2 separate regions of the Homo sapiens genome follow, and region 2 is linked to region 1. Evidence: chromatin contacts called from ENCODE Hi-C or POLR2A ChIA-PET data. All regions are on one chromosome and are shown on one strand. The core of a region is the stretch at or near the end of the contact, and the rest is flanking DNA. Distances in the headings are between cores, read along the strand shown. Region 1 has its middle 33 kb from the start of LINC03055. Region 2 has its middle 99 kb from the start of RREB1.

Evidence for each region. A loop is a pair of places that touch in the nucleus more often than their neighbours do. ChIA-PET counts read pairs that join two places held with the same protein, here RNA polymerase II (POLR2A). Pooled maps may share reads with other maps.
Region 2: a pooled map shows a loop between it and region 1 (5-fold over the local background). The contact joins two enhancer-like sites. A Hi-C loop is called at or near these places in 4 of 50 pooled maps. POLR2A ChIA-PET finds 5 or more read pairs at or near these places in 2 of 52 experiments (HEK293T and HepG2).

What each region holds. Positions count from the first base shown.
Region 1 is chr6:6,916,579-6,921,064 of GRCh38, reverse strand. No RefSeq gene overlaps it. Among named protein-coding and RNA genes, the nearest start is that of LINC03055, 33 kb to the right of the region's middle. RefSeq lists an enhancer at 2,214-2,263. Within about 2 kb of position 2,329, at least 2 of the 41 ENCODE cell types and tissues checked have a DNase peak (open chromatin) inside an H3K27ac peak, as active enhancers do.
Region 2 is chr6:7,006,640-7,011,125 of GRCh38, reverse strand. No RefSeq gene overlaps it. Among named protein-coding and RNA genes, the nearest start is that of RREB1, 99 kb to the left of the region's middle. Within about 2 kb of position 2,356, at least 2 of the 41 ENCODE cell types and tissues checked have a DNase peak (open chromatin) inside an H3K27ac peak, as active enhancers do.

The DNA of each region.
Region 1 (4,486 bases), core at 1,080-3,579:
CAGGCAAGCAGATTCCGCAGGGGAAAAGACTGAGCAAGTGGGTGGGAGGGACGACCCCGCAGCTGTGTTGAAGGTATCTCAGTCAAGGATGGCTTGGTGGCGAGAAACAAAAACCTACTTAGCTTAAGTGAAGTGGGATTTGTTGTAGGGTGTCAGGGGACCCACGGGGAGCTCAACAGGAGGAAGTGGAGGCTGACATCATGGGAACCTGAAAGCTGTCTGGCAGCTCCTCATGCACTGGCCCAGGCTCTGTCATCTCTAGGGCATGTCTGCCTCATTCCCTTTCTTTGCAGAGTGGGTCTTTACAAGGCCTCTCTCCCATCACAGGGGCCTGCATGTGGACTTGAGGAGGCCGTGGTGCCCAGGAGCGCCCCAACTCAGTATCACCACACAGCTCAGGTACCCAGTACTCCCAACACAGTGGACTCTATTAGGAGTTCTTAAGGCAGGAGTTCATAACCAATGGGAGAGTGGGACCTGGCCATCATGGCTAAATACTGGCATTGGTAGGAGGAATGCAGAGCTCTGATAAGGGCAACAGTAGCACTGGCTGTGAGTTACAGAGAGAATGAGTTGGCGGTATAGCCAGGAGAGGGTTGAAGGGCTGCCAGTTGTATAAAGAGGTTGAGTAATTGAAGGACCTTGTGAGAACAGAGATCAGAAATTTGGAGGTTATTAGGGAACAAGATGGCCCCTGGGGAGAGGTGGATCTTGGAAAGGTTGTGATTTGCTAGGGGAGCAGGTGCTGAGTTAGGCTTGGGTGAGCGCTGGCAGTGGCCAGGCTGGGTATGATGCAGAAACACTCTGATAAGTGTCATTTACATGGGTGGCATAGGGAGAGGCCACTTACTGGCAGAGAACTCGGACTGGAATTGAAAGGGAAGGACGGCCACACCCATCGTCACCACTGAATGGTGGGGGTCAGGGGAGACAAGGCAGGAGGAAGGAGATGTCTTCTCCAAGGAGAGGCAGGAAGCTGAAGAAAGAGGCGGGAGAGGAGGTGTCTGCATGATGGAAAGCTGGCAGAGGTGGCCCCAGTGCATGAGGCAGGGTGAGGAGATGCCGCTGGAAGGAGGCGACGGGGAGGTGGACCGGTGAGGAGGGATGGTTGATAGGGTTAGTACCAGTTGAAATGCCCTGTCTCCCGTAAAGGAGGCAGATAAACCACGTCGCAGAAGCACTGGGTGGAAGTAGGAAAGAGCCACATTAGAGGCAGGGAGGAGTTAACATGGCCTTGGCGGGATATTGCAATTGACTAAGAAAGCAGAGTTAAAGAGGAATGGGTGTGCATGGGCATGCGTGCACACACACACATACATACACACACACACACACACACCCTTGCTTTCTCCAAGGTAAGCTCAGGGATTCTGGAACAAGAGGAATCCTAGGTTTTGTGTCAGAGTGACCCTTACCAGGTGGCTTAGAGCATGCCCAGTCTGAATAAGGTTTGGAATTCTTTGAGGGTCTTGGTGTAACTGGACCCTTGTGGCCTATTACAGTCAAGATCTACACCCCCAGCTGCTTGGAATAAAACAAGTTTCTGATTTGCTTTTTTTCATTTATGCCAAAACATCCTAAACCAAAAAACCAGAAGACACATTATCAATTAAAGTACTAGGGTGTCCAGAGCTGAGACCAAATTGTTCTCCATCATATTTTGCGATATTTACCAACTTGCTTTTGCATGACTCAAGTTTATGTCATCAGATTATTTTGCTTTTAAAGCACTCTACTAAACATATAGCTAACCTTTAAAATTAAATGCATAATTTATACTCATTATAACATATTATGTGGCTTCAGTTACATTGTAATCTTTTGACCACATACTTTAATAGCGCTTGGCTTTTTTGTAAATGCCTAGCAACAATGTATTAGACATTATTGCATCTATTATGTTAACACTCACAATTTGTGTTATTGTAAAGCAGTTTCAAAAAACAGTTGAGCCTACAGTGCACACGAAAGTGATCTGAAAATCTTTTTCAATTTAGACGTAGGACTAAATGTAAAATATAATTCCTGAAGGATCTTAATTACTACAGTCTGTGTGTGTATTTGATAAGACTTGTGGAATCCAATTGTTGTTAAATTTTTATATGATGGACAAGTAGGAATGCTTTGGGGCCCCGTCGCTGTTAATAAAGCTCTGAGTCGCAAATATCACACACTTGTCAGACATGAATGGTCCTTTCTTTCTTAAGCTGCTGTGATGTCATTTTGCCTTATTTGGCTTCTAGCCTGGGTTCTCTTTCCAGTGCAGTCGACAGTGATTAGTCATTTCAGCAGGACTTCCCCATCAACATCTGCTCCACCAGCCAGTTACATGTGAGAAAACGTGGGATGGTGCTTTGAAATTGCAAAGGCTTATTGTGCAGATGGCGGTGAGGAGGAGATCTCGGCTACCCCACATGAAAGACCAGCGCAGTGGAGGATACCTCTCTCCACACCCACACACACGCTCCTGCTCAGCCTGCAGTTGCTCATTCTCTAGAGAATCCTCCCCAGGGAGTTCACACCTGCCTTTGCAAGATGCTTCCATGCACGGATTGGTAAGACATGGTCCTTGCCCTGGAAGAGGCCACTATCTGGGAATACATGTCACTTCCCACGTTTCTGTGCTCACAGCTTCGCCTCCCATCTCTTCCTTTGGAAGGTCCCAGCTACTTTCCAGTGGTCAAAGATTGGTGGCTTCTTTTTGAGCCTTGTCCTGGTTGACTTGTGTGATGGAAAGAGCACTTGAATGGGAGTCAAAATATTTGCTTTAGAATTTTAACTTGGTTTTTCACCCACACTGACCTTTAATTCTTTCAGTCAATGGTTGTTCTTCAACCTGAGCATGGTGGTTGCATTCCTTGGCCTGAGAGCCTTCCTTGGCTTTCCATTGCTTGTGGGGTACATTACCAATTTTATTTTTAGCCTGGCACCCCTTTCCCGTGTTTTCTGCCAGGTTCCCCCAAGCCCATGTGTACTTGGCATTCTCTAAATAATAGTATTTTAGGCCTGGGTTCTTACCGAATCTATACACTTGGTCCATAAGGCCCCTCCTTCCAAATTCTCCCTCTGCTTCTCCCCGCCGCCCCCACTGCTTCCCCCTCATTCTCCAAGGCTCAATTAAAAACTCATATGGTGAAGGCTTCCCCAACCTCCAGGCAAATTGAAGTTTTTATGCTTAATACCCATTTATTCCAACCATATTGCATCTTATAATGTATCATAGCTATTTGCATATTTGTTTATCAGTTTTACTGGATTATGGGCTTCATTATTTCATTTAACCTACTTTCTCATTGTGTCTGGCATTTAATAGGTGCCTAATAAAATTCTATTGATTACAAATGGGTAATTTAACTTCTCCACTTCCCCAGACTGACTACAAGCTTCTGGGGCAGCCAATCTGCTTTTCCTCTGTCTTTTCTCCATAGAACTCAGCTCAGTGACTGTCACATAGTAGATGCTTAATAAATGTTGAAAGTGGTAATGTAAGAAAGTGACTGAATAAAGCAGCAATGCAGTATTTGCTAGACAATATTCCAAGTTGAGGGGTGAAGTGGGAGAAAGATGGTAACAATGTTAATTTTAGGGATGGAGAACCTGCAGGAAAAAGGACATCTTGTGGGCATGACTCTAGGCTGTGTAGTTTGCTACTCATTTCACTTCTGTGGCCACTCCCCCCGGATCTCATCTCAGGTAATGCCAGTGCACTCTGTCGACAAGGCCACGTTCCCCACTGACTCACCTCACAGAAGCCTTTGGGTCTTAGGAGAGCCAAAGATTCTCGCCAACTGAGCACCTCCACCAGGTGGAACGTGGGCAAATGGGAGAATAACCTTAATGATCCTTGTCGCCCCCAGAAGGTCAGGGCTTGTTTATTACCTGAGTCCTAAGGCCCTTGCTGTTTCTGCCCTGCTGGAGATCACAGTGGACCCCAGCTCAGTCCAGCTTCCCACCAGGGCAGCAGGCCCTATGTGACCAACACAGAGTCTTCATTAGAAAGTGTGGGTTTCTATTTTTCAGTTTTTCATTTTTGGAACCCGGCTCACTTGCTCTGTAACATTTAACAGTTTCTGTTGCTGTGTTCCAGGCATTTTGCTAGGGGCTGGCACCCAGTGATGGGTCCAGTGAATGCAGTCCCTGGTCTCAGGGGCTCTCAGGCCAGGAGGGGAGGCTGCAGACGCTCACACATTGGCCCACACTGGACTAGCACGCAGGTGGGGTGCTCTGCAGGGGAGGTGGGACCAAGCACACAGTGCACAAACGAGGGGCCTAGGGAGGCCTGGGAAGTGACTTGGCCCCCAGGGCCTTCTGTCTGGACTGATGACTCAGGGCAGCCAGGCCGGAGAGACAGGGCAGGCCACTGAGAACGAATCAAGTAAGAGGCTAATGGAGGCAACAGTACAGGGAATAGGAAAGAACTTCCAGAGTGTTCTTTTCTCTGCCCACGTGGCAAGGTGAAACTTATGGCTAGGTAGACTTCTACTCT
Region 2 (4,486 bases), core at 1,107-3,606, 90 kb before region 1:
TTTTAGTAGAGATGGGGTTTCGTCATGTTGTCCAGGCTGGTCTCGAACTCCTGACGTCAGGTGATCCATCCACCGACCTCCCAAAGTGTTGGGATTACAGGCGTGAGCCACTGTGCCTAGCCATATGTTCCTTTTTTTTTTTTTTAATGGAAAAATGAAACCAAGCTTACAAGTGCTGGAGAGGACAGCCTTTAGTGGTGTCTCTGACAATCCCAACCCAGTTCTGGGGGCTGTCCACTCCGTGGTAAGATCCATAAAAAAAGATTGCAGCGTGGGCTCTGTTGGTTAGGGGCTAGCTTAATACAGTCCAGTATGCTTCCTTAGGCTGCTGAGACACAAGATAGGAAGGCCTCTGGGGAAGATTGGAATAGGTCATATGAGCTTGGCCTACTGGGACATGGGAGAGGATAAAGCAGATGTTGGCTCAATTAACAATTACCTTGTCAGTGAAGTAAGCCGAATATTACTACCACGGGAATTGGAGTAATGCTACAATTTAATTTTTATTATTTAGATTAAATTGTTGTGAACTTACTATATTTTGTTATTGTGGACTTTACTTATCACATACTATAGGTATCACAATGGCAGGGCCCCAGAAATACTGTTTTCTGGGTTCTCCCCAGAGTATGGTTGATTCCTAGTTTAGTAAACTATACAGCTAATGTGTGTAAACTGTCTTAATTACTGTGGTATCTGGCTTTTTTTTTTAATTGTATAAAAACCTTTTTGTAGAGATGAGCTTTCACTATGTTGCCCAGGCTGGTCTTAAACTCCTGAGCTGAAGTGGCATGCTAGGATTACAGCTGTGAGTCACCGTGCCCAGCCAGGTTTCTTTTCTTTCCTTTCTTCCTTCCTTTCTTCCCTTCTTCCTGCCTCCCTGCCTCCCTCCCTCCCTCTCTCCCTCTCTCTTCTCTTCTCTTCTCTTATTTTTTTCTTTTCTTTTCTTAAGGTCTGGCTCTGTTGCTCAGACTGGGATGCAGTGGTACAATCTCAGCTCACTGAAACCTCCTCCTTCCCTGCTCAAACCATCCTCCCAACTCAGCTTCCCTAGTAGCTGGGACCGCAGCCACAGGCCACCATGCCTGGCTAATTGTGTGTATGTGTGTGTGTGTATTTTTTGTAGAGATGGGGTCTCATGATGTTGCCCAGGCTGGTCTCGAACTCCTGGGCTCAAGCAATCCTCCCGCCTCGGCCTCCCAAAGTGCTGGATTACAGGTGTGAGCCACCAAGCCGCACCTCTGACTTTGTTTCATTTTATTTATTTATTTATTTTTTTTTAGACAGCATCTTGCTCTGTTGCCCAGGCTGGAGTGCAGTGGCACGATCTCAGCTCACTGCAACCTCTGCCTCCCAGGTTCCAGCGATTTCCAGCTAATTTTTGTATTTTTAGCAGGGATAGGGCTTCACCATGTTGGCCAGGCTGGTCTGGAGCTCCTGACCTCAAGTGATCCGCCTGCCTCCGCCTTGCAAAGTGCTAGGATTACAGGCATGAGCCACCACACCTGGCCTGACTTTGTTTTAATTACCCAGTTTCTACATTCTCTTGACTCACCTGCAGATAGAACAGTAAATCTCATTTCTTATTGGCCAATTAGATGTTGTTTTATGATTTTTTAACAAATAGCAGGTTTTCTGGTCTCATCCGCCTTGATGTTGGGATTGCAAAAGGCTCTATCCATCATTTGTGGATATTGTCAAACATATTTGTAGGTGCATGCTTTCCTTGGTCTACCATAATTCTCTTTTCAAATCTTGTTGTTCTTCTGCAGGCATAAGAAGGAACCACTTCATAGCTTTGGAATTGGAGGTAGAAATAACACTCTACTGAAGAATCGAACTTGGTTGCTGTGTTTATAGAGAGCAGTCTCTGACCCGAGGAATGTTCAGATCCTTGTGCTAACGAGCTGTGTTATAATGGAGTTCTCTTGGTCTTAGAACACTGCATTTTGCTGACAGAATTCCCTCAGCTCCATCATGAAACACGTTTTGGTGCCAGAGAGATTGAAATCTGTTGAAACAAAATGATTTCCTCAGTTGGTGATGCATTTGGGCATTTTCCATTCTTGCTAATGAAAAAAAGAGTCTTTGCTCATGTGACTGAGAAAGCCTGGTGAAATATGCCACGAACATCCTGAACTGAGTCCTGGCCCCAGAGCACTGATGGCGAAGTCTTATATTTTGACATGAAGCCCAACATGGCGTAAAGAGCTAGCCAGCATTGTAATGCTGCCTGAGTTGGTCTTTGGCCTTCTCTAGCTTGACTTTTCTGGGGATTGACTACCCCTGGATGCCTGGAGCTTTTCAAGAGGCGATTGTTTCCTTGTGGCTTGTCTATGCTGACAATTCCTGGAGACTCCACCTCCTCTTTGAGTTCCCCTGGGCAGGCTCTATTCCCTAAGAGCGCCACTCTAAGCTTATTGTTTCATGGAAAACCAGTCTTTCAAGACAAAGGGTTGTGGGTCAACAATGGCTTTCCCTTGGAGCTATTTTTATTTTACTAGGAGATTCCTGGTAAAATTACCAGTGCCTTCATCGAAGTAAATAAATCTGTGATGTAGGGAATTTGAGGTATGTGGCATGACAAGTTGGGTAGAAAATTTTGCCTGGGAGAGGGGTTCTTTTCAACAGCTCCTTCTCCCCAAACGTAGGAACTGAACATTTTACAAACCATCCTAGTTAAGTCTCTTCATGTCTGTTTCCTCATCTATAAATAAATATAGATGATGATTTAATAATTGTTTCCTGCTCTAACATTTTCTGATTCCATGAAATAAGTGATTTCCTGGTACCAGTGAGATAGAGGTCATCTGCTTTATTTTCCTAGACACATATGGCTCACCAATTCTTAAAATTTGTATTGAATTTTTGTACACCCAGGTTCACAGTAGCATTATTCACAATAGTCGACAGGTGGAAGCAACCCAAGTGTCTACTCATGGATGAATGAATAAACAAAATATGGTGTATACCTACACGGACTATTATTCAGCCTTAAAAAGGAAAGAAATCTTGCTACATACTACATCAATGAAGCTTGGAGACATTATACTAAGTGAAGTAAGCCAGTCACAAAAAGACAAACATTGTATGATTCTACTTTTTATTTTTATTTATTTTATTTTTTTTGAGATGGAGTCTCACTCTGTTGCCCTGGCTGGAGTGCAGTGGCGTAATTTCCGCTCACTGCAGCCTCTGCCTCCTGGGTTCAAGTGATTCTCCTGCCTCAACCTCCTGAGTAGCTGGGATTACAGGCACATGCCACCACACTCAGCTAATTTTTGTATTTTTAGTAGACACAGGGTTTCACCATATTGGCCAGGCTGGTCTCGAACTCCTGACCTCAAGTGATCCTCCTGCCTCAGCCTCCCAAAGTTCTGGGATTTCAGGCATGAGCCACCACACCTGGCTACTTTTTATTTTTTTTTGAGAGATAGGGTTTCTTTTTCTTTTTCTTTCTTTTCTTTTGAGACAAGGTCTCACTCTGTTGCCAAGGCTGGAGTGCAGTGGTGCAATCGTGACTCATTCCAGCCTCAACCTCTGGGCTCAAGTGGTCCTCCCACTTCAGCCTCCCAAGAAGCTGGGACCACAGGCCTATGCCACCATGCCTGACTAATGTTTTGATTTTTTTTTTTTTTTTTTTGCAAAAACGGTCTTGCTATGTTGCCTAGGCTGGCCTCAAAATCCTGGGCTCCAAGCCATCCTCCTGCCTCAGCCTCCCAAAGTGTTAAGATTACAGGTTTGAGCCGCTATGCCCGGTCAAGACAGGGTTTCACTGTGTTTCCCAGGCTGGAGTGCAGTGGCGTGATCATAGCTCTTGTGTAGCATTGAACTTCTAGGCTCAAGCAATCCTCCTACCTCAGCCTCCCAAGTAGCTGGGACCTCAGGCACGTACCATCACACCTGGATAATTTTTTTATTTTTAATTTTTTGTAGACTTGGTGGTCTGTGTTGCCCAGGCTGGTCTCAAACTCCTGGCTTCAAGTGATCCTCCTGCCTAAGCCTCCCAAAGTGCTGGGATTATAGGCATGAGCCATAGTGCCTGGCCCAGATCATTTTTTAAAATTGTAGGTCATGAAACAGGAAGGTGCATGACATATTTGCCAAGTATCGCTACTCACTTAAATGTAACAGATGTGGTCTGATACAGAAAATGTGTGGGTGATGGAATGCTCTCCTCCTTTCTCATTCTCGTGATTATGATAAAAAGGTCTAAGCAAGCATGTTTGTACCCCTCAAGCACTGAATTTAGATTTGGAATTTCCTTTTAAAAAAAACACTTAGTATAAAATGTAAAGGAACTTATTAAAAGGAAATAATGAGACTTATTTCTTTCTAAATAAGAGTCTCTGCATGCATCTGAGATGAGTCCAGAGGTCACTGTTTAGCATGACCTTGGAACACTCATCATGTCGCTGCACAGATAGGAAAATGGCATCAAGGCAGGGCTGGTGGGAGCTGGAAGGGAAAGCATCTAGACAAAGCC